Linked DNA regions of Homo sapiens: regions 2 and 3 are each linked to region 1. The links are chromatin loops, found by intact Hi-C in ENCODE. Cell type or tissue: A673. All regions are shown on one strand.

What was found. Peaks named below come from ENCODE experiments on the same cell type or tissue, not always from the same donor. Only the 100,000 strongest peaks of a DNase experiment are listed, where the experiment ranks them.
Region 2: it touches region 1 in a loop (2.1-fold over the local background); 3 of 110 quality-filtered maps call a loop at or near these places.
Region 3: it touches region 1 in a loop (2.5-fold over the local background); 4 of 110 quality-filtered maps call a loop at or near these places.

Annotation. Positions count from the first base shown.
Region 1 is chr3:80,673,625-80,681,624 of GRCh38, forward strand. The region is part of intron 1 of LOC105377177 (a long non-coding RNA gene); the gene reads right to left. It overlaps LOC105377176 (a long non-coding RNA gene), which reads left to right and starts at 6,332. Exons shown (of 3, transcript XR_940989.3): 1 at 6,332-6,444. In A673, no CTCF peak of the experiment used is centred here; a DNase peak (open chromatin) is centred at 4,347; H3K27ac peaks cover 632 bases.
Region 2 is chr3:80,601,921-80,609,920 of GRCh38, forward strand. The region is part of intron 3 of LOC105377177 (a long non-coding RNA gene); the gene reads right to left. Among named protein-coding and RNA genes, the nearest start is that of LINC02050, 160 kb to the right of the region's middle. RefSeq lists a silencer at 7,844-8,000. In A673, a CTCF peak has its summit at 4,356; no DNase peak of the experiment used is centred here.
Region 3 is chr3:80,523,234-80,531,233 of GRCh38, forward strand. All of the region lies in intron 3 of LOC105377177 (a long non-coding RNA gene), which reads right to left. Among named protein-coding and RNA genes, the nearest start is that of LINC02050, 240 kb to the right of the region's middle. RefSeq lists an enhancer at 6,581-7,780. In A673, a CTCF peak has its summit at 3,103 (motif pointing right); no DNase peak of the experiment used is centred here.

The sequences.
Region 1 (8,000 bases):
CTACACACATACATTACCCTCACAGGTAAGTCTTTCCAGTAGTGCAAACTCTAGGTGATTCTGAGCCTCCTTGGACAAGTTGGAAATTCCACTGTTAACCATTTTTTAAAGATACAGGGAATGGAAGGTACAAAAATGGCACTTAAAAACATCTGTGTCTTTCCAAGCCCCTTTTTAAAAGTGAAAAGTGATATGTTGCTACCATCACATAAATATAAGTGAGGAGTCAGAGAAAGATACAGCCCATGGGCCTCAGATGCTTGCCAGAGAATGTTAATGCTCTATTTTATATTGTTATCACACAAAATTCTATGTGTTCATTGCTTATTTTGATTTCTTTGCCTTCCACAAAAGGTTCAACTGGACTATGTAGAATTAAGATTGATTCTGTGGAATGGTTACAGAACTACAAACAGAAAGTAGTATTCTTCTCAGCAACCTCACACAGGACAAGGTGGTGGTTGCAGTGGTAATTAGCAAGTGGTCCCCAGGAGAATGTGAGAATTGGGGATTAAAATTAGTATTCCAGTTTCAAGTACCAATTCCAATATGGACTTTTCCATTTATCGTCAAATGGAAACTCTTTTGTTGAGGGAGGCGGCAGTGTTTCCTACTCCCCAAAATTACCCAGTGTGAGAGTTTCATAAAATTAAAGTATTTTGGACATTATCACATTCATTTCCAACACATAGTAAACAAAGGAGAGGTTATTATGCAATATTCCAGTGTTATAATAATAAGAAAGTAAATTGTTTTCATGAAAACATAGTGTCATTGAATTACTTTTTCTTTCAAAGATAATACTTTAAACTAATTCTAGGAACCTAGAAATACTAACCTTGGACAGAGACCTTGTTTTTAAAATCAAATGTCATCAAATGCAATCAAATATATGGTTCATTCAGCGCCACTTCAGGGTCCAGAAAATATCAAGTAATGTTATTTGCTCAACAGGGGACTCCCTAAACATTTTTGTATCAAAGTCTGATACTTAGGGAGCTCTTGCTTTATAGAATTCAATTTCAAGTTTTGTTATGCAGATTCAGATTTGTTCTGAAGCAGCAGCTGAAGATTCTGCTTTTGTAGATATCTAAACTAGACAGACCTGACTTTGGAAGTAGCTATTGACTTTCTGTATCCTAGGCAGTTTCATATTGATCTTGAGGCAACTCAATTACCCGCACCTGGAAGAGGCAATGAATTTGAATAGTGTTCATGGCTTTTTTATACATCTTTTTCTCCCTTTGTGAAGGGCAATGACTTACACTTTGCAAAATGAATTAGCAAGGAGATACTCTTGTTCTCTTCTTGAAGGTAATAGAAAAGAGTCTTTAAGATAAAGCACTTTCTAGTCGAGTGTTGAGGTTATTTATGAATACCTATTCTATTCAATTTTCATAGTCTAGATGATTAAAGTGTTTTTCTTTTTTTAAAAAAATTGAGGCTAGCTAAATGTTAAACTTCAAATAGTTGAGGTTTAAAGAAGTAATCGATGTCTCTTTTCCCAAAGTTAATAATAGAAAAAAAAAACATTATCTCCCGAGAAGAAGAGAGGCATATTGCAGAATAATCAAATTACTTTTCATTGAAGAGTAACTACGGGATTTTTTTTATATGGAACTATAACATTTCAGAGGTGGAAGGACACTCGAGAATGAGCTTTCAAATAAGAACTGAAATGATGTCTGCAGTGTGACCGACTCCATCATATACTATTGGTGTGATATCTGCTAAGCTACTTGGCATTACGATCCAAGTAACTTTAGGGCTTTTGGAATAAATGCAGATTATTACCACACCATCTCATAAGAGTTGTTATCAAGGGTAAATTAGATAATATGTGCAAATGCTTTATTCCAGTTCCTGGCACAAATTAAATGATCAAGCATATGATTAACTAGTTCAACTCCATTATTTAACAGGTGAAGTAAGAACTAGAAATATTTTAAATCACTCAATTAAGGTAACAAGGCTAATTAGCAGCAAAATTGTAATTAAAAGTATGAAACCTGGCATTTTGAAATTTACATTTTAAATAGAATTATGTTCAATTCTTATATTCATGTTGATAGATACCTCTTAAGCAATGCACATATTTTTTGAGCATTGCTTCTTCTATTCTAAGAATTAAACTAAACACTGTCGGAGATCAACAGATAAATCAGTACTTTCGTGAAGCTTATCATTTAATAGAAAAAAATAAAAATGTAGGACTAGAATTATAACACAGAAACAACATTTCCTAAGAGGAAAGATCACGTTTAGTTGAATACAACTGGAAAAGTCTCCTTAGATAAACTATTGTTGAGATGTATTTTAAAAATAGATGTACCTTTTCCCTGCCAAAGGCTTACTTACAACTTACGTGTCTACTTGAACGTCCTCCCAAGGATATGTGACTCTCACAACTCTGCTTCCTCTGACTCTTCCCTTTATACCTTTTTGTTGTTGCTATAAATATTTTATTTCATGCTAAATTTATAATCACCCAGGAGGTTTATTGTTTAAAAGTTATAATCATATCATGTTTTAAAAACATAAAAGAAAAAAAGCAACTAATAAAATCACCTGGTTTTAGAAGTTTCTCTAGCCTTTCGTTTGCGCTTATTTATTTTTGCGTGACAATTGTGAAATCCAAACAAAGAAAAGAACATTTTCTTTATCTCTAATTATCTGTGCTTTTATGTGAGCGACTCCAAATTTTATTTTAAAATCATTGGAAAAAAAATAAGAAGGCTTGTCATAGTGTCTGATTAACTTTTTAATTGTACTTTAAATCTTGGCTCAGCTTTAACCATCTGTCCATGTATCACTTCACTCTCCATAGCTGCTAGGCTCAATTAGAGACCCATCTGAGGAGTTCTCTCAGCACTTTGGGACACAGTACTCATCACGTTGAAGGGTCATCATATGTGTTCCCATTTTTTTCTCTGCAGGAAAGTGAGCTTCTGGAAGGCTGTATCTGAGTCCTGTTCCTCCAATATTCAATGAATGCTGTCTGAATGGATCAATCAAATGGAGCTCTGTTTCAATAAGAATTTACCATGCAAAACAAGAAGACAAAGGAGTTTCTAAAACGGAGCGGGTATCAAAAGTAGTCTAGGAACAGAATTATTGGAACAGTTTACACATTATCAGAAAAATACAAACAGTAGTAATTGTCCTGAGATAAAAGAAAAAGAAGGTCAAAAATAGGAAGAAATCTAAGCTGTTAGACAGTCATTATAAAGGCTTGTTTGCTTTAATTTTCTCATTTAATTATGATATTTCTGTTCATTCAATATACTTGGATAAATATTGTTTAAACATGTTTTATGAATATTACAGTGAAAAAGAGTAATAATTCTAAAGAAAAAAAGGTTAAAAAGTATAAAGCTCAATTTAAAAGAAAATGTCTAAAAGAAGCTTTGAATAAAAGCTATGATGCCCTCTGGTGTGCACACATTTTAGAACCAGTCTAATACAGACTTTACATATATATTCACTACATACTAATTGCTTAAAAATTCCATTAGAAAGTATAACAATTCACAATATACTTAATTTCAAAAGACCCAAAATACTAACATAAACTATTTCATAAATTTTTAAAATATAGATGCAAATGAGCCTAGTTTTTTTCTGTTTGTGGGTGTGGTAGTAATTTCTGACTAAAATGTCAAAGCCTAAGTTCTCAATGAGCTTGTCTGCAACTCATCAGAGAATTATGAATAAACATGGATGGAGGAGTATGCAGATTTCCTAATAGAAAAGCCATGAATGTTTTAACACCCAGGGGTTCAAATTATAATAAAGGGATAGCACCTGTCACTGGAGGCAAAATACAAGATCACCTTTTCAATCCCAGGAGCAATTAAATCACAGACAATTTAGCCTCTCTCTGGAAAGCAGTGTCTCCAAAGAATCCATGTGTATGTATATCTCAGAGTGCCACAAGTAAAGAGGTTGCTTTAAATCCCTCTTCTTAGTATTTCCCATATATCTTATGAAAAGGTTCCCCACCACCAATTAAAGGATGATTTCCTGTATTTTACTAAATTATGAGAGGACATACTTACATGGCCTCTTCTGATTATGACAGCTGATCACTAATATGATGTGACCTCCCCATTTCATGTACTTTTGTGCAGCCGTGATTTCTGCATTGAAGCTTTGGTAAAAATGTTTCAATTCATTTGTCTAATGGCGTATTTTTACAGGAAAAATACCGAGAAAAATTATATTGAACTCTCTGGAGAATCTATGCAGCTTGTTTAACAGATGTGTATTCATCTGAGAAAATGCATGCACTGGCCATGCTTATATCCTATTCTGAAGGATGACTCATGCAGTTTCCTGTGTTTCTAGCATCAATATGCCACCACTCTGATGACAGCTTCTTACTCTAGGGATTAGAAGGAGGTTCCTATGACGCAGACTGGTCCTCGGCCTCTCATCCAGGTGGCAGAGTGGAGTAAAAGGCAAGAACGCAGGCAACAGAGAAGTTCAAGACTGAAGAATCCAGGAGGAAGCAGAAGAAACAAGTCCCGCAGAGCAGAGCCCATGAAGCAAAGATGCTTGAAGCTTAAATACCAAAGAGGGGAGAACTGCAGTAAGAGGGGAAGTGTACGCTTCTGAAAAAACTCTGGGTGGCAGCAGGGGAGTCGAGCTTCTGGAGCAGGACACGCATTACTGTTCCAGAAAGCACAAGCACACTCTTCCACACGCTACAACCTCTGCTCTCTGAGGCCTGCCAAGGCGGCAACATAGATGATTTTCTCTCTTTCTGACTGCCCTTAATGAATATATATTTACTGAAGTTACCTTAACAACTAACCATTCTTTTTAGCCTAAAATGCATATCCAGAGTATGCACTGTACTCAAATGACTTCACTATCTGCATATCACATACTCAATAGTGTCAGTTCCAAAAATGGTCCATTACAATGAAAGAAAAAAATAAAAGAGAGTTTTAAAAGCCAGAAATTTAGTTCTGTGAAAACATACAAATTTGATATGGAGAAGATAAATTTTGGAACACTACAGAGTTCCTGAGTTTACTGCATAAATGATGGAAGTCAAGAATAGCAATCAAGAATTAATTCATGTATTCCATAACATTTTTGAGCTTCTTTTATAAACCAGGCTTTTAAAAATTAACTACTAGAAACTGAAAGATTGTAAAATGAAGTTCTATGTTCAAAATTAATTTTTAGATATTCATGGGACTAAATACATGGAAAAATACTGTGACATCATTAACGAAAAAACAAACACATAACAGTAAAATATTATGAGGTCAGGAATAGGCTGGGCCCAGTGGCTCACGCCTGTAATCCCAGCGCTTTGGGAGGCCGAGGCAGGTGGATCACCTGAGATCAGGAGTTCAAGACCAGTCTGGCCAACATGGTGAAACTCCATCTCTACTAAAAATACCAAAGATTAGCCAGGCGTGGTGGCATGCACCTGTAATCCCAGCTACTCAGGAGGCTGAGGCAGGAGAATTGCTTGAACCTGGGAGGCGGAGGTTGCAGTGAGCCAAGATCACCCCATTGCACTGCAGTCTGGGCAACAAGAGCGAAACTCAACAAAACAAAACAAAAGGTCAAATATAAATATACACAAATAAACCTGAATACGGGCCGGGCACGGTGGCTCACGCCTGTAATCTCAGCACTTTGGGAGGCCGAGGCGGGCGGATCACCAGGTCAGGAGATGGAGACCATCCTGGCTAACACGGTGAAAACCCGTCTCTGCTAAAAATACAAAAAATTAGCTGGGCGTGGTGGCAGCTGCCTGCCGTCCCAGCTACTCGGGAGGCTGAGGCAGGAGAATGGCGTGAACCTGGGAGGCGGAGCTTTCAGTGAGCCGAGATTGCGCCACTGCACTCCAGCCTGGGCGACACAGCAAGATTCCATCTCAAAAAAAAAAAAAACAAAAAAAAAACCTGAATATGAAGAATTAATTTACAAAAAGGACTATGGTTTTTAAATATTCTAAAGATGTAGTCTGTCAAATTTCCACATACAAAAATGGAAAATAAGTATATAATTATATATAATGTATTATAATTATGTCTATATATATGCAATATACATATAAAGTTGAAAATATGAGTGTGCACAGGCACACATGAAAGTCTAAAAAGAATCTTTTGGTAACAATGCCTTGGCTGGAAGACTTAATTTTGGTTAAATAAAATACAGCAATCTAACCTCGCCCAATAATTGCCACATGAAAATTATTTCTGCCAAGTCTATACTGATATCTATCTTCCTAAAATATAGTTGAATAGACATAACTTTCTCTGGCTTTTATTTTAACTATTGTCATATTTCTTAAACCATTCAGGCTCCTGTACCAAAATACCACAAACTATGTGATGATAAACAACAGTAATTTGTTTCTTACAATTCTGAAGGCTGGAATGTCCAAGATCATGATGCCAGCAGATTCAGTGTCTGGTAAGAATCTGCTTCCTCTTAGACAGCTATATTCTTATCCTAACCTCATACAGTGGAAGGGGTGAGGGGTATCTTTTGACCCTCTCCTATAAGAGCAATGATTTTATTTGTGCAGATTCCACTCCTATACATAATCACCTCCCAAAAGCCCCACGACCTAATACAATCATTTTGGGAGTGAAGATTACAACATACGTATTTTGGAGGGACATAAACATTTATACCATAGAGCCATACATATACAGGTTGAGCACCCTTAAGCTGAAAATATAAAATTCAAAATGCCCCATACTCTGAAACTTTTTGAGTGCCAACATGACACCAGAAGTGAAAGATTCACACTTGACCTCATGGGACTGGTGCATAAAAGTATTTAAAATGTTACATAAGATAATGTTCAGGTTATGCATACATGAAATAAAAATGAATTTTGTGTTTTAACTTTGGTCCCATCCCCAAGGCATTTCATTATGTATATTCAAATATTCCCAGATCCCCCCAAAATATGAAATCTGTAAGAAACACTTCTTGTCCCAAGCATCTTGGATTGGGAATATTCAACCTGTAGTTGGAGGGCACTGACATTAAAAATTGCCAAACTTAGGTGCAATTTGCTAAAAGGTGGAGGAGATCTAGAACTAAGTTAATGACAAGAAAAGAGACCACAGAATTGAGTAGTATTTCAAATCAACATAATCTTTTTCTCATTTTTTTAAATTCACAAAAATTAAGGTAACGGGCAATTGCTAACATGTACTAAAATTTCCAGTGCTACCTAGTTTACACAGCAATTCCCAGTTTTTTAATAGAAACTGAATCTTCTTCATACTAAGTCCTGAGAGGCTGATGACTTTTAAAATAATAGCCCTTTTAAATATTGTCCTTGAAAAGCCAAAATAAAGCTTTGATTTAAAAAAAATGCTATATATGTATGTGTGCATGGATATGTATCTGTGTGTGTCTGTGTGTGTGTTTGTGTGTGTATGCCACAATAAAACAGGTTCACATTTGCTCGCTGTTTAGTAGAAAATGAAAGATTTTGTTACTTTGAATAGCTTAGTTGAAAATGTTTAGCATTTCTAGTTGTGAAGCGTAAAAAAGAAAAGCCTTTCAATGCATACTACCTATTGTCTGGTCAAAATGAAGAGTGCAGTTATATATACCAATTATTTCATCAAAATATATTACTTAGAATAGAATTTCTCAAGTTATTAGGCCATTGTAAATTCCTAAGATGTCTACTATATTTCCTTATTTCTGGGTACTGATTCTGAGACTTTGAACCAAAATATCCCAAGAAGGGATTATGAGTCTAAGTTGTAATCATTTACGCAGGTGTCTTATTACTCAGATAAATTTGGGAACTATTTCTTCCTTAGTGGTTAATAAGAAAGGTATGGACGGAAAGAGAAACGTGCATTCAAGCATTGCTTATCAAATCAGATTTGTCAAATCTGATTTCTCCATAAGATCACTTGGGAAATTCTATAAAATCCAGATTTGGGGGCCTTGTTGTAGATGTACCTGTTTAAGAAAGTTTAGGAATCATAATATTT
Region 2 (8,000 bases), 72 kb before region 1:
ACACACTTTGGTACATCCATATAATAGAATATAACAGCAGTAAAAAGGAATGGGATAGTTATTCATACAACTTGGGTGGATATCAAAGACATATGCTGAATGAAAAAAATCCATTCTCAAGAAGTCACATACTATATGTTTCCATTTATATGATATTCCTGAAAAGGCAAAACTATAGTGAGGGAGAATCAGTCTGTGATTGTAAGAATTAAGGACGCGTGGAAAGTGTGCCACTGAAAAGGAATAGCAAAGAGGGAGTTTATGGAATGGCGTAACTGCTGTATCCTGACTGTGCTACTGGTCACGTGAATCTCTACATGTGTTGAAATTCATGGAACTTTATACAAAAAAAATTCCCACTGAATATTTGTATGAAAATATTAATGTTAATAGTAAAAAAGAAAAATAATTATGAGAAGAATTTCTAAACTTGATTATCCATATAAAGTCTAGAATCTCATTTAAAAAATATCCCCTTGCTTATTAAAATTTCTCTACAAGTAAAAGTGCCATTTGGTCTGTGATAAGAGGAAGGAAGGAAGGAAGGAAGGAAGGGAGGGAGGGAGGGAGGGAGGGAGGGAGGGAAGGGACAAGGGAGGGAGGGAAGGAGGGAGAAGGAGGAAGGCAGGGAGATGGAAATTTATCACTAATCAAATAGAATGACAATTCTATGGTTTCAAAATTTATTTCACATGAACACAAACATTAATGAGCAGGTTCTAAATATATAACCTGAAAATACAATTGTAAGACAAATCCATTTATATATTATTATTTGTATGTTGATGTAATAAAGTGAACAGCAAAGAACTGAAAAAAAATATTTCAAATCTGAATTGTGTGTCTTTTCCACTCTTCTCTACGGCTTTGCATAGTTACCCAGATGCAGTAGCTTAAACTTTCTGACTCTTCTGTTGAAGTGATAATAAGCCACACTTTGCTGAGTTATTGTGGGGATTACATGAGAAAATGTATACTGTGATATATACTGAAATATACCATTTATATTTCTGACAACTACCAAGGAACAAATACCCTTGAGAAACATCATCGGTTAGCAATTTGATTGATGTACATTAGGTGCACTGCATTAATTGTTCAGAAGGCATACCTGTTCGGAATGGGACATTTTAGTGGAACAAAATACATATAACTAAACAACCAAATAGTAAAAGTAAACAAATATGAAGCCACGAAGTATCACAGAGACAAAAATACAAAGCCTTTCAAAAGAATTCACAATAGGCTCATTCATTTGAAGTGGAAAAAAAAGAAAAAATAAAAATAAAAATAAAATAGATTGGAATGAAAGTTTCAGCATAAATTTTCAGTGTTGTGATAGTGTATATTTACAGATAATCCAAAAAACTTCATAAAGAGTCTTCTTATGTGTATTTTTGCTATTCACTCCCACCTCTATATTCTCCTTCCCACGATACATGGAAACACATTCACAATCCAGTTTGTCACAAATTAACCGAAGGGAACTTTAGAATTAAAACCAGGCTTGCCCACATCCCTTCTCAGATGCTCTAATGGCTACCACTGTGCTTAGGGAAGAAAGGAAAAAAAAAAAAAAAGAGAGAAAGAGTCTTGGCACAATGGCTCACGCCTGTAATCCCAGCACTTTGGGAGGCCGAGGCGGGCGGATCACAAGGTCAGGAGATCGAGACTATCCTGGCTAACATGGTGAAACCCCGTCTCTACTAAAAATACAAAAAAATTAGCCGGGCGTGGTGGCGGGCGCCTGTAGTCCCAGCACTTTGGGAGGCCGAGGCGGACGGATCACCTGAAGTCAGGGTTCCACACAAGCCTGGCCAACATGGTGAAACCCCGTCTCTACTAAAAATACAAAAATTATCCGGGCGTGGTGGCGGCGCCTGTAGTCCCAGCTACTCGGGAGGTTGAGGCAGGAGACTGGCATGAACCCGGGAGGCGGAGCTTGCAGTGAGCCGAGATCGCGCCACTGCACTCCAGCCTGGGCAACACAGCGAGACTCCGTCTCAAAAAAAAAAAAACCAAACCAAACCAAAACAAACAAACAAACAAACAAACAAAAAACAGAGAGAGGGGGAGAGAAAGAGAAAATGTTTTCATGGCCTACAGTAACGGTCCTTGTTTTCCATTCACATTGGCTTCTTTTTCGTTTCCCAGATGTGTCTAACTCATTCATTCTATTCGGCCTCTGAACATGTACACTCTAGAACGCTCTCTCCATGGTTCTTAGTACAGCTAGTCTACCGGTATCCCTTGGATCTGTGTTTAGATGGCACCTTCTGTAGAGGCTTTCCGACAACCATATTTAAACGGACTTCTTTCAGTTACTGTCAACTTCATTCATATAACTTATTTGTAATTATCTAGGCTTTTTATTTATATTTGTGTGAAGTATATATCATTCCTAGAAGAATATAAGCTTCATCATTCATATCTTATTAGTTCCAGCAGTTAGAAGAATGTCTAAAATAGAAGAGAGATGTTTGCAGCATTAATTTTGTTGTTGAATTGCATTAACCTTTATTTTTTCATCAGGTAGCTTATCTTTGAATGATCCTGAGTATAAAAGGGGAAAAAAGAAAAGAAAAGAATGAATCTCAATTTATAATAGCGTTAAGGAAAAAAAATAAAATGATTAAAATATGCCCAAGCAAAAGTTGCTTTCTACATAAATATTAAGATTATATTTCTATTTAATAAAATTAGAGTTCTTTTTGAACCGAGCCCTGTTTAATACATGTTATCTGGCCTAAGCTTATTGATTTTCTTTTCTTATAAACCAAATATATGTATACCCTAACATCTAAATGTTAGTTCAAACACTTAAATTTTCACTGTAACAATGTATTTTGGTTTGCAAAAGAGAAAAGTCTACGACTGCCAAGACCATTCTTGTCAGAAATGTGATTTATTTTTAAAATATTCTGTTTCTTAAACTACAAGTGGTTTAATCAGAAAACTGATTCAGAGAAATGGCTTTCCAGACAAAATATATTGAATTAATTATTTTCTTAGAATTAACTACTTTTAATTTTTCTCCTTTATGTTGTTAAAATTTAATAAATAAAATTTACCAAAGGGAACTAAGTCATTTGGGTTTAGATGCTCACATTCTTTGGCATTAGCTTTCTGGAGACACAAGGACATTGTCCTCTCTTTATGCTTAACACCCTAGATGCATCTGTCTGTCATCTTTTTTAATTTAAACAGGCAACATTGAGGATTCTTAACAATACCTCTGACCCCTGAGAAACAGGATATATAGCAGCCCATTAATTAATTGTTTGAAATGAAGGAATATGGCACATCAAATACCATGCCTCTCTGCTCCATTGCACAGCACACCCGCGCTACACTGTCCATTTATATTTCTGACGACTACCAAAGAGCCAATACCCTTGAGAAACATCCTAAGTTAACAATTTGATTGATGTACTTTAGGCAGTCAATGACTTGTTCTATCTGGAGTATTTTCGTATTTTGCATGAAAGAAAGATGGTCAAAATATGTATCAGACCTCAAATCAAATTAAAGCCCAGAAGATTTCATTGCCATTCTGCTTTTTGTTTCATACATAAATTTACATAAAATTGAGTTACTTAAGATTTCATATCTGTTTCAATTTTCTTCCCATTTTAGACATTCTAAAATGAAAAGCGATTTAATAGAACACTGCATTAATTGTTTTAGGAGAGTTACACAATCAACTCAGCTATTTTCTAATTTAACTTCGGGAGACACTATTGTTCTTTTGCATATTCTCCCTAGTTATAATTTGTAAATTATTCACATTCATAGCCACTAAAAGAAACATTAACAGAAAGAGTGTTATCAACAGGCAGTAAAATGACAACTGGGAGGCCTGGACTTTCCTTTAATATTTTAAATGATCATTTGACCTTCATGAAGGGAATTTATCTTGCATAGTATCATTCCATAAGAATTAATAATTATATACACTGAAGACTTTTGAGTGAGGTGTCTGTCAGTTACTTTCTTTTGACACAAGTAAGCATTAAGAGTATTCCTATTGTTGGGACCAATAAAGTACTAGTACTTTTACTAATATAGTAACCATTAAGAATAATCCAGTTTATTAGATATATTAAAAGTTTGACGGTGAGTTTCTGAATACCTTTACAGAAGGTCATGTTCAACTTAAAAACCTACATTATAAAAACTGACAGAAATGTCAGTTCTGAGAAGACTGACAGCCACACTTAACATATAATATTTCTGACTTCAGAATTAAATAATTCTTATACAGATGATTGTAAATCTTGCCTTACATGTTTTCCGCCGATCTACTACACTAAGAATATCTGCATTTGGTTGAAGTTTAAGCAAATCCCTGTTGGGGGTGTTGTTGTATAAGGAATTAACTATTTTTGTCTGTGGCCCATTTGCTGTTCTTTTCCATCTCAATAGTTTGATTAATCTCTACTGGGTATTAGGAATTAGGACCTACTGTTAAAAGTTCTCAAATATCTCAATTCATTGCTGCATTTTTTCTTATGATAATTCCTGAATCCGTAACACGCCTGCAGTACCCAGTTTTCCTGTTAGTTTTGTTTTGTACTTCTTTCCTGCATGCGTTAACCAGACATTTCCTTTCCTCTATAATAATAATTCACTGTGAATCTTTCATTTTGCTGTTTAGAGACCCCTTAACATCCTTTTTTGACTATATGAATACATGTCTTTTCTGTTGAAACATAACCTAAGGGAGCAAACGTACTTTTTTATTATTATTATTCAAAAGGGTTAGTCTTATGCGCTACTAGCTCATTATTCGTTTTATTCTATTCTGTCCTTCAGTTGAACTGAATAAAAGATGCACAGAAAGATGAATCTTAAAAAGGAGAATAAGTTATCTCTTCAAGCAAATGGAATTCAGCTCACACTTCACTACAAACTCAGGTGGATAGTATAGCATTATAACTTCAATTTACTAAAATATAATATTCCTCAAATATGTTGGGAATTAAAAGGTATTTTTAATATTACATAACCTCTTTACCATATATTGCTCACATAGGTAATACCAGTATTCCAATTACTGGGGGTAGGTAGTGGTGGGGCTCAAGAAAAAAAACAAAATAAAAAAACCAAAAAAGTTTTGGTTACCTACATTTGAGGTTTACAGGGACTAATTCTTTCTGAAAGTCATGATTCATGAACATTTGAGTCTCCCTTATCACTGACCAGCCACAGGACCATAAAATGAAGCAACACACTGCTCTGTTCTCAATATTTTCAAACACTGTGCCTTTCTTTCCTACTAGATTTTTGCCTTCTAAATCAGTTACAAAATTGTATTTATCATTGTAGGCCTAAAGCTTAGCATAGTTTCTTGCTCTTCTCATGCTGATAGAAAGAATGGAAGCAAGAATGAAAGAAGAATGCAGATGAGGAGGCAGGAAGACAAAAAATGTAGGAGAAAAACAAATTGGCACAATAGTCTACCTACTTTACAAAGCTATTGTAAAGACGAAATATGTGGAAAATGCCTGAAAAAGAAAACATTATAGTAAAAATATTATGTATTTGTTTTGCTATATGCCAGGCACTATTATATGCATGTATGTATACACACAGATATATGTGTATTTTGTACATGTATATATGTGTATACATATATATGTGTGTGTGTATTTGTATGTGTATATATATGTGTGTGTTTATATACATGTATGTGTGTATATATGTATGTGCATGTGTGTGTGTGTATTCCAAGTTTTTCAACAACCCTTTGAAGTTGATGCTATAGCTTTCATATTACAGGGAGGAAACTGTGTCTCTAGGAAGAAAAGTAAACTTTCTAAGATTTCAAAGCTGGAAAGTGGCAGAAACAAGATTTTCACCCAGTCTGTCTAACCAAAGAGCACCTTATTCTAATATTCATTTAAAAATGAAATGTTATTTAATTTCAATTTGAGAAAAATTATAATCTACCTTAGTTCAAATAAGGCTAATTCATTAAAATGAGAATTTATCTATTGTATTTTTTTATCTCTCTCCTGACTTTCAACATTTCATCAAGCAAGAAAACAAGAAGGAACAAATGAATGAAAGAAAGAAGAAAGGAAAAACGGAAAGAATGAGAAAGAGAGAAGAGAAAGAGGGGAAGGGAAAAGAGAGGAAAGAAAGGAAGGGGAGTGGGAGGGAGGAGGGGGAAGGGAGGGAAGGAGGAAGGAAGAAAGGGAGGAAGGGAGGAAAGAAGGTAGGGAGGAAAAGAGAAAAGAAGGAAGGGAGGGAGGAAGGGAGGCAGGCAGGCAGGGAGGGAGGGAGAAAGGAAGGAAAGAAGGTAGAGAGGTAGGAAGGAAGGAAGAAAGGAAGGCGGGAAAGAAGGAAGAAAGGAAGGAAAGAAGGTAGAGAGGTAGGAAGGAAGGAAGAAAGGAAGGCGGGAAAGAAGGAAGAAAGGAAGGAAAGAAGGTAGAGAGGAAGGAAGGAAGGAAGAAAGGAAGGCGGGAAAGAAGGAAGAAAGGAAGGAAAGAAGGTAGAGAGGAAGGAAGGAAGGGAGGAAGGAAGGAAGGAAGGAAGGGAGGGAGGGAGGGGAAAAAGGGAAAAGAAAAGAGAAAGTCTCTTCTGTCCTCCAAGCCCACATTTTTAAACTGTCTATGGTTTCAAATATTTCTGATCATCACATTGTTGCAGATTCGAGGTGTGCATTATGAAATTTTTACTTTCTATATTTGGCATCAATTAAAAAACCTACATTATTATTTTCTAGGGTATTACTCAGATAAATTCATTTGATGATAGCTAGTGGATCTTTTGAAGATATCATTTTCAATTCAACAAAAGAATGGTTTCAGCATACTCTAAGAAATTAGAAATCAATCCCCAATATTATATATTTTATCTCCTTTATTTAACTGCTCTAGGTCATATTATTATTATTAGACAGATTCTTGCTCTGCTGCCAGGCTGGAGTGCAGTGGCACGATCTCAGCTCACTGCAACCTCCGCCTCCTGGGTCCAAGTGATTCCCCTGCCTCAGCCCCCCAGGTAGCTGGGATTACAGGCATGCGCCACCAAACCTGGCTAATATTTTGTATTTTAGTAGAGATGGGATTTCACCATGTTGGCCAAGATGGCCTCCATCTCCTGACCTCGTGATCCACCCGGCTCGTCCTCCCAAAGTTCTGGGATTACAGGCATGAGCCACTGCGCCCAGCCTCTAGGTCATATTATTAAAATTAATTGTCTAGCCTTGTCAGGTATATGTTGAAAATATTTGCCTAGATATCTAGTCCTCAGGTTCTCTCTGTACAGGGTTATAGATATATTATTTATGAATGATAAAGTAAAAAGCTATACCTAGGTTTTCGCCATAACATTGAAATTTACAACTCAGAAATCTAACATCGATTGTTTACTTCATATTCCAAATGCAAAAATTTTCAGTACAATTACAGACAATAATAGGAATTAAAATATATTTATAAATTTAATATAATCACTATATACATATACATAGTTTTAAACTAAGTGGCTACAAATACAGCTGATGCCCCTTTGTGCCCCTGCCCGACCTAACTGTGTACTTCCCCTTATGCTCATGGGCAGTGTTAATAAATTCGAGGCTTATCTTTCCATTAAAAATAGATATGTACATATGATACATTTTTCACTAAAAAATGTATATGAATTTTATCATATTGTATGTAGCCTTCTCCAAATTGTTTTCTATTCAACATTATGGATAAAGTCCTACCATTAAATAAATATTTAAATGTATAAATAAGAACTTGATAATCCTGCATCCTCTTCAACTACACAGCTCTCTTTTTCTTCTCATCTATTTTCTGTGTAGTTCCAGCTACTTGGGAGGCTGAGGCAGGGAAATCACCTGAACTCGGGAGGCGGAGCTTGCAGTGAGCCAAGACCGCATCACTGCACTCCAGCCTGGCGACAGAGCGAGACTCCGTCTCAAAAAAAAAAAAAAAAGAAAAAAAAAAAGTGTTTTCTGCAGCTGCTCTTGCTACACCCACGCCTCC
Region 3 (8,000 bases), 150 kb before region 1:
CAACTAGAATTCCTTTACTTGATGTCACTAGTCAGCTTGCTAAAAGTAGACTGATCAGAATGGACTTTTTGTGAGCCAGTAGCGAATCAACTCATTGTAATATACAAACCAAGACTTACTATTCCCAAGTCGTCTTTGGGTTATATTTTTCTCTTCTCTCTATTCAAGTTGAGATCTTTTCTTTTATTCTGTAGTTATTACTGTTTTCCTCTTTTCCTTCTATTTTGGAATTCCCCTCAATTTGCAAATGGTTGAGCTATTTTTTAAACAAACTTCTTGTGTGACAAAAGTCCTGAATGAAGCTTGAGCATAAATACACGAATATTATTGAAATAAATAAACCTCAACACAGTTTGTAATTAGCTATAGATTTTAGCAAGCATGTGAAAATAATCCTGTCAGAAAGTAAATTCTTATTAAATAGGGTACTAAAATATCATGAGTGGCTATCAGTCTTATAGGATGGAGATATTTTGGGGGGAGAAGTTCTCAAAATTCTGTCCTTATAAACAAATTTATTTTCTTTTTCTTTTTCATTTTTTTTTTTTTAGATGGAGTTTTGCTCTTTTGCCCAGGCTTGAGTGAAGTGGTACAATCTCAGCTCACTGCAACCTCTGCCCCCCAGGTTCAAGTGATTCTCCTGCCTCAGCCTCCTGAGTAGCTGGGATTACAGGTGCCCGCCACCATGCCCAGCTAATTTTTTGCATTTTTAGTAAAGACGGGGTTTCGCCATGTGGGCCAGGCTGGTCTTGAACTCCTGACCTCAGGTGATCCACCTGCCTTGGCCTACCAAAGTGTTAGGATTACAAGCATGAGCCAACGCGCACGGCATCAACTTTATTTTAAAAATCAATGAGAAAGAGAAAAATGGAAAGAGGAAAAAGTTGAAAACAGATTAAAACAGGGAAGAACAGAAGGGATGAAATAGACCCTGATTATTCCTTAGCAGTGTTGAAATATTTGAAACTTAACTTCTATGGAAAGAAGGAAGTATATCATCTCAAAGAAAGTTAGAGAAGGTTTAAATCCGTCAAATTAGTATGTCTTTATATTTTGATAATCAAGAATATGAGCTGATTTTTTTGAGCCAGCCAAGAGAAAAGTTAACTAGTCCACTGTTCAATTATCTTTATATATTTTCCTTTATTTGGAAAGAGTGAAATATCATGAGATTAATACTATATAACATATTATGTGGTGAAAGACATGTTATCATTTTAGCAACAAAATTTTTGGTAAAATTTGCTATGAATAGCTACTCTATTTTCATATATGTTGAACTAGTAAGAATGTATGCATTAATTTCTAATTGTAGTTGCCAAGACAATGATACATTTTAACTTTAGATGAGTATTCTACCATCAGTAGAGATTTAACGTACTGAAAAATATTGTTCGCTGGTAACACTGGTAATATGCATCCTCTTTTTAGAAAAACAAGAGTAATAAAATAAACTTTGATTTTGATCTATAATTATGGCAGTTATTGCATACCTTTAGATTTTACAACATATTGAATTTTAAAAAGTTAATATTCTCTAATTTCATAAATATTTCGCATTCATATAAGAACTAATATTGTAAAAGCAATTAACAATAAGGATTATTGGAAAGGCAAATAAATAAATGTTAAATAAGCCTCCTTTATGTCAATTTTCTTCTATTTCCTTATTTTATTAGAGGTACCAATATTGGAAATGAAATAGGTTTTGTAAGTCACGTAATTTCTGCACACAGAAAGGTAACACTCCACAGAAAAATACTGGCACTAATTCTTAATACATTTTCTAACATGAAGTTTCCTCAGGGAAATGTAATGTCAGTTGACAAAAATATTCAAGAACCACATACAGGGAATGCCTGAATCCATATAGGCTAATTGCACCATATAATGTAATTTTTGAATTATGTTTTGCTGATGAAGTCACTGTAATAATTTTAGTTTCATTTTATCTTATTTTGATTTATGGATTCTGCTTATATGATGCCTATTACCATTATTTCTTGCCAGCTGAGGCAAAAATATGATTTTCCATTGAAATTATCTTCTATTTCACTTCCCAGAGTGGAAAGTAGCAGTGAATGCATGAATTATAATTGGAAAAATGTGTTATTATGATAATATGGTAAAACAACAGTAGTAGCGTCTTCTGAGGATCTGAGCACTCACTGTACTATGCAGAAATAAGTGAAATAATATATTAAAAAACAATATAAAAGTGAACAGTGGATTGATATTACTAAAAATGGCAGAATAGGGAACTCTAGGGCTCTATCTCTGCACTTTTGCAACTAATAAGTGAGGAAAATCTCTGAATTTGCTTCTGCAGACTCTGGAATCCAGTCAGAAAATTACACAGACAATACCAAACTTAATGAAGAAAGAAGCTTTTGCATTGTAGTAAGAGTTCTGTTGCTCTTAAAAATGACTGCCTACTATTTCACTCTTCTCAGATGGGCAGAAGCTATGAAGACAGCAGCCTATACTCTTGGTGCAGTTTTTGAGTATCAGAGTTAGCAAGACAGACCATCTTCTCAAAGAATTGTGGCTGTGTGCTTCTGCCTGTTTTCTGGAGGCTCCCTTCAGGAAGGACACAAGTGATTGCCTTTGTTTCACCTAATTTGAAACATTCACAGGGCTGGCGTGTCTTTCTGGGGACTTTTTGCTGAAAACATTCAAATGCTAAATAAATTATTGACTGTAGTAGCCTGGGGACAGGGAGAAACAGAACTGGACAAATAATAGACAGACCAAAAATTTTGAAAAGAGGTTAGAGAAGGAGAATCATTAGAAATAAGGGACTTATAAAGCTCCCAGGTATATTAGGAAATAACAGAAGGCAACATGCATGCCCAAGGCTAGGCACATGCTCATAAAAGACCTGAGAAGATCTTAAATGTTCACCTCTGTGAACCTTCAATCTCTAAGCAAGCTATAAGTAAAGGTTAAGGCAGATTTGTAAATGGCCTGATAAGCAGTAAAGATATGCTCAGACACAGATCCAATATGCAAAGATTAAGAGAGTACTGTATTTTTGTTTTGCTTTGTTTTCTTTTCTGGAAAAAAAAGGAAACTATCGAAACAATAGGTGGCGCTAAGCTAAAGAACAGACTTCCATGGCCGCATTGACAAAATACAGACTTTGCAAAATAGCTTAGTAGGACTCTAAACAAACAAGAAAAAACAACCACCACCCACAACAAGCAGCAAAAATATACTTCTTGGGGATGAATAATCTGATTTTCAGAGTCTTCATATTATAATATTCAAAAAGTCCACAGAACACAGCGTGAACATTCAGTATTGTATAAAGTTCACATTATAATATTCCCAAAAAAAAGCCAACGCAGTATGGCACATTCACAGGGAATAAAAGAAACTAATAAAAACAGTCAGGGAAGTGCAGACATTAGATTTATTAGATAAAGACACCTCCTATGGTGTGAATATTTGTGTCCTCCCAAAATTCACAAGTCTAAATCTAATCCCCAGTGTGATGGTATTAACAGGTAAAGTAATTGAAGGTGATTCAGTCATGGGGATGGAGGCTTTAGGAATGGGATTGGTGGGCTCATAAAAGAGGCCCCAGCAAAATGCCTTGTCTCTTTCACCATGTGAGGACATAGTAGGTTCTATTCCATGAAGCAGGAAGTAGAGCCAGACACTGAATCTGCCAGCACCTTCGTCTTGGACCTCCTAGCCTCTAGAGCTGTAAGATATAAATTTCTGTTGTTTATAAGCCACCCAGTTTATGATATTTTATTACAGCAGCCTGAATAGACTAAAACAACACTAAATCAACTGTCCTAAATACCTTCAAAGAGCTAACAGAACTATAAAGAAAGGACTCGATGAAACTAGAAAATCAATGGCTTATTAAATAGAAAATATCAATTAAACAAACAGAAATTATAAAAATGAACCAAAAATTCTGAAGCTAGAAAGTCCAACTAAAATTAAAACATTCACTAGAGAGGTTTAACAAAAGATGTGAAAACAAGAAAGAATGAGCAAACTTGATGGTAAGTTATTTGAGATCATCTAGTCTGAGGACAAAGGTTAAAAACAACAGCAAACATAACAACAAAAAAGAATAATATATGGAGGTTTAGAGGGCTGTGGAAAACTATCAAGCATAATGGTATATGTATAATGAAAGTCCTAGAAAGAGAGAAGAAAAACAAAAGGTTAAAAATATTTGAAAAGTAGTGCTCAAAAAATTCCAAAATTTAATGAAAGACAGGAAGCTATGCATCCAAGAAACTCAGCAAACTCCTAGCAGTATAAACCCAAAGATACCCACTTCAAGAAACATTATAGTCAAAAATTGTCAAAAGCCAAAGACAGAGAATCTTGAAATGCCAGGAGAGAATTGACTCTTAATGTACAATGGATCCTCAAATGATTAATGGCTAATTTCTCAATGAAAATATTAAGGCCAAAAATAAGTGGAATAATGTATAAATGCTGAAAGAAAAAAAACTATGAACTGAGAATTCTTATATCTGGCAAAACTAAAATTCAAAAATGAAGGAGAAATTAAGACATTCCCAGATAAAGAATAAATGAGAAATTTCATCATGAATAGACCTGCTTTCCACAAAATACTTGTTAAAATAAAACTCGAGACAAATTCAATTTAATGGAGTTTAACTGAGCCAAAAAATAATAATTCAGGCAGCTTCCAGAATAATAGCAGATTCAGAGGGACTCTAGGGATGCCTCATGGACAGAACAAATTTATAGACAAAAAAGGGAAAGTGACATATAGAAATCAGAAGTGAGGTACAAAAACAGCTGAATTGGTTACAGGTTGGTGTTTGCTGTATTTGGACACAGTGTGAACACTCAGTAGTGTATGAGTGGTTGAAGTATGGCTGTTGTGATTGGCCAGACTCAGCTGTTGTTACAGGTGCATACTCCTGAATTATGTTTTCAATCTTGTCTACCTATTAAGTTAGGTTGCAGTTTGTCCACAAGAACTCAAATATGGAATTACAGATTCCTTCTCAGGTCATATTTAGTTTGATTTAACATATTAAAGATAGTTCTTCAGATAGAAATGAAGGGACACTCAACAATAACTTCAATCCAAATGAAGAAATATAAAAACAATAATGGTAAATACAAAGATAAATTTAAAAGGTAGCAAATATTATTGCATATTGGCTTTTTAATCCTGTGGTAACTAACATTTTACTATTACAATAATCAAGTTTGAATTAATACTAAATAGGTTCAATAGTATACAAAAGCTCTTCTCCTTTACAGATTTATTCCCTGTATTAGTTTGTTTTCATGCTGCTAATAAAGATATACCTGAGACTGGTTAATTTATACAAGAGGAAGGTTTAATAGACTCACAGTTCCACATAGCTGGGGAGGCCTCACAATCATGGTGGAAGGCAAGGAGGAGCAAGTCACATCTTACATGGATGGCAGCAGGCAAAAAGTGAGCTTGTGCAGGAAAACTTCCCCTTATAATACCATCAAGCTGTCCTGAGACTTACTCACTATCACCAGAACAGCATGGGAAAGCCCTGCCCCCATGATTCAATTACCTCCCACCAAGTCCCTCCTACAACACCTGGAAAGTCAAGATGAGATTTGTGTAGGGACACAGCCCAACCATATCACCACCTTTTATGTTGTTATTGTCACAAATTATATACATTGTGTGTCTACTAATATGTTTTAATTATGATTTTATGCATTTGTTTTAAATCAAATAGAAAAGAAAAATTACAATGTGATAATTAAGCAGAAATCTTTTAAACAACCAATGAGTAAAGGAAAATATTGCAAGTAAAATTGTTAAATACTTTTACTTGAATAAAAAAGAAAACAAAAGCATGATATTCCAAAGCTAATGGAATCTAGTGGAAATAATGCTCAGAGAGAAATTTGGAGCTTCAAATACCTATATTAAAAGAAAATTAAGATCTGAAATGGACAACCTAAAAATTTCTGCCTCTAGAAACTAGAATATGAAGGTCAAGATAAACCACAAGAGGGAAATAATAATTAGAGCTCAGATAAAAGAAATATGAAATATAAAAAACATTAAAGAGATAAAGTTTGGTTCTTTGAAAAGATGAACAAAATTGGTAAATTTAGCTAGACTGACAAAGAAAAAAAGAGAAGAATCAAGTGACCAACATCGGAATTTAAAGCAAGGCCATGAATACAGAGTAGAGAATACTATGAAAAGTTTTATGCCAACAGATTAAATAACCTGTATGAAATTGACAGCTTTCAAGAAACACAAAATCCATCTAAAACTGAGTCAAAAAGAAATAGAAAATCTGAGCAGAAGTATAACTGATTCAAGAAATTGAATCAGTATTCAGAAGTTATCTGTTAAGAAAAGTCCAGAACCAGATGGCTTCACATCTGAATGCTAACGATGATTTAAATAATTTAAATCCAAACTTCTCAAACTCTTTCAAAAAATAGAAAAGGAGGGAACACCTCCTAACATTAACTGAGTTAAGCATTGCCTTTGAAATCTCCGTTGCAAAATTATAACTGTGACAGTGAAAGAGATCTGACCTAACAATCTCCATCTTGCCTCTAACCTCCAAGCTGTCCTTGTTCATTCCTGGGTGTAGGCTGAATTAACTTTGAGAGGAACTTTATTTATAGTTCATACGTTGAAACAAAGATTATAATAAACCTTGCTGCAAACAAACCCTCTTCTTGTCTGGAGACTAGACTGCCTTTGTAGGACTAACAAATTAGCCAAAAGATTAGAAATTATAGTTTAGGAGCTGAAGGCTGCAAGATTCGAAACCTCTGCAAATTGGTCCTGGGATAACATCATTATTGTAAAACCGAAAATTAGTGCTTGAGAGATTTTGCACACCCTGCACTTGATGGATCAGCTGGCACCACCCAGATCAATAAACTGGCTCATGTGATCTTGTGGCCCCCACCCAGGAACTGACTCAGCACTTCAACTCCCTGTGATTTCATCTCCGGAACAACCAATTAGCACTACTGACTCACTGACCCCTACCCACCAAATTACCCTTGATTCCTGAATGCTTGGGGAGACAGATTTCGGTAGTAAATACAACTCTGGTCTCCCACACAGGGGGCTCTGCATGAATAACTCTTTGTCTATTGCAATTCCCCCATCTTGATAAATCGATTCCGTCTAGGCAGTGGGCAAGGTGAACCCACTGGGTGGGTACACTCTGATAACAAAGACATCATAAGAAAAGAAAGCTGTATTTAAATTCCTCTCATTAATGCAGGTTTAAAATTTTTCAACAAAATGCAAATTGATTCCAGCAGAATAATAAGAAGATTACAGACTATGACCAAGTTGGATTCCAGGGGTGTAAAGGTGGCTCAACATACAAAAATAATTAATGTAATACAACACGTTAATATATAGAAGGAGGGTGAAAGATTACTGCAATTAATGTATAAAAATGTATTTCACACAAATCAATGACATTTCATTACAAAAATACTCAAGAAGCTAGAACTATAAAAACAAAAATTTCCTCATTATGATAAAGGTATAATTATTTTTTTAAAAACCCCAGCTAACATTATACTTAATGGTAAAACATTGAAAGCTTCCCCTTAAATCATGAATAGACAAGTATGGCCATTTTGCCCCTTCTCTGCAACATTTTGCTTGACATTCTTGATAGAACAATTAAGAAAGTGAAATAAATAAAATTCCTCCAAATTAGAAGGGAAAAATTAAAATGATCTGTATTTACAAATGAGATATTATATATAAGAAAATCACAAGGAATTCATAAACTGTTAGAAATAATAAATGATTTTACCAAAGTTGCCTTTTAAAAGATCAGCACACAAGAATCAGTTGTATTTCTATAAAACTAAAAGTAGACATTCTATAATTAAAAATAAGAAAATAATTCTGTTTTCAATAGTATCTAAAGAAATAAAATAATAATAAATTTAACAAGTGAAGTGCAAGACTTATATTGTGAAAATAAAATATTGCTAATTAGAAG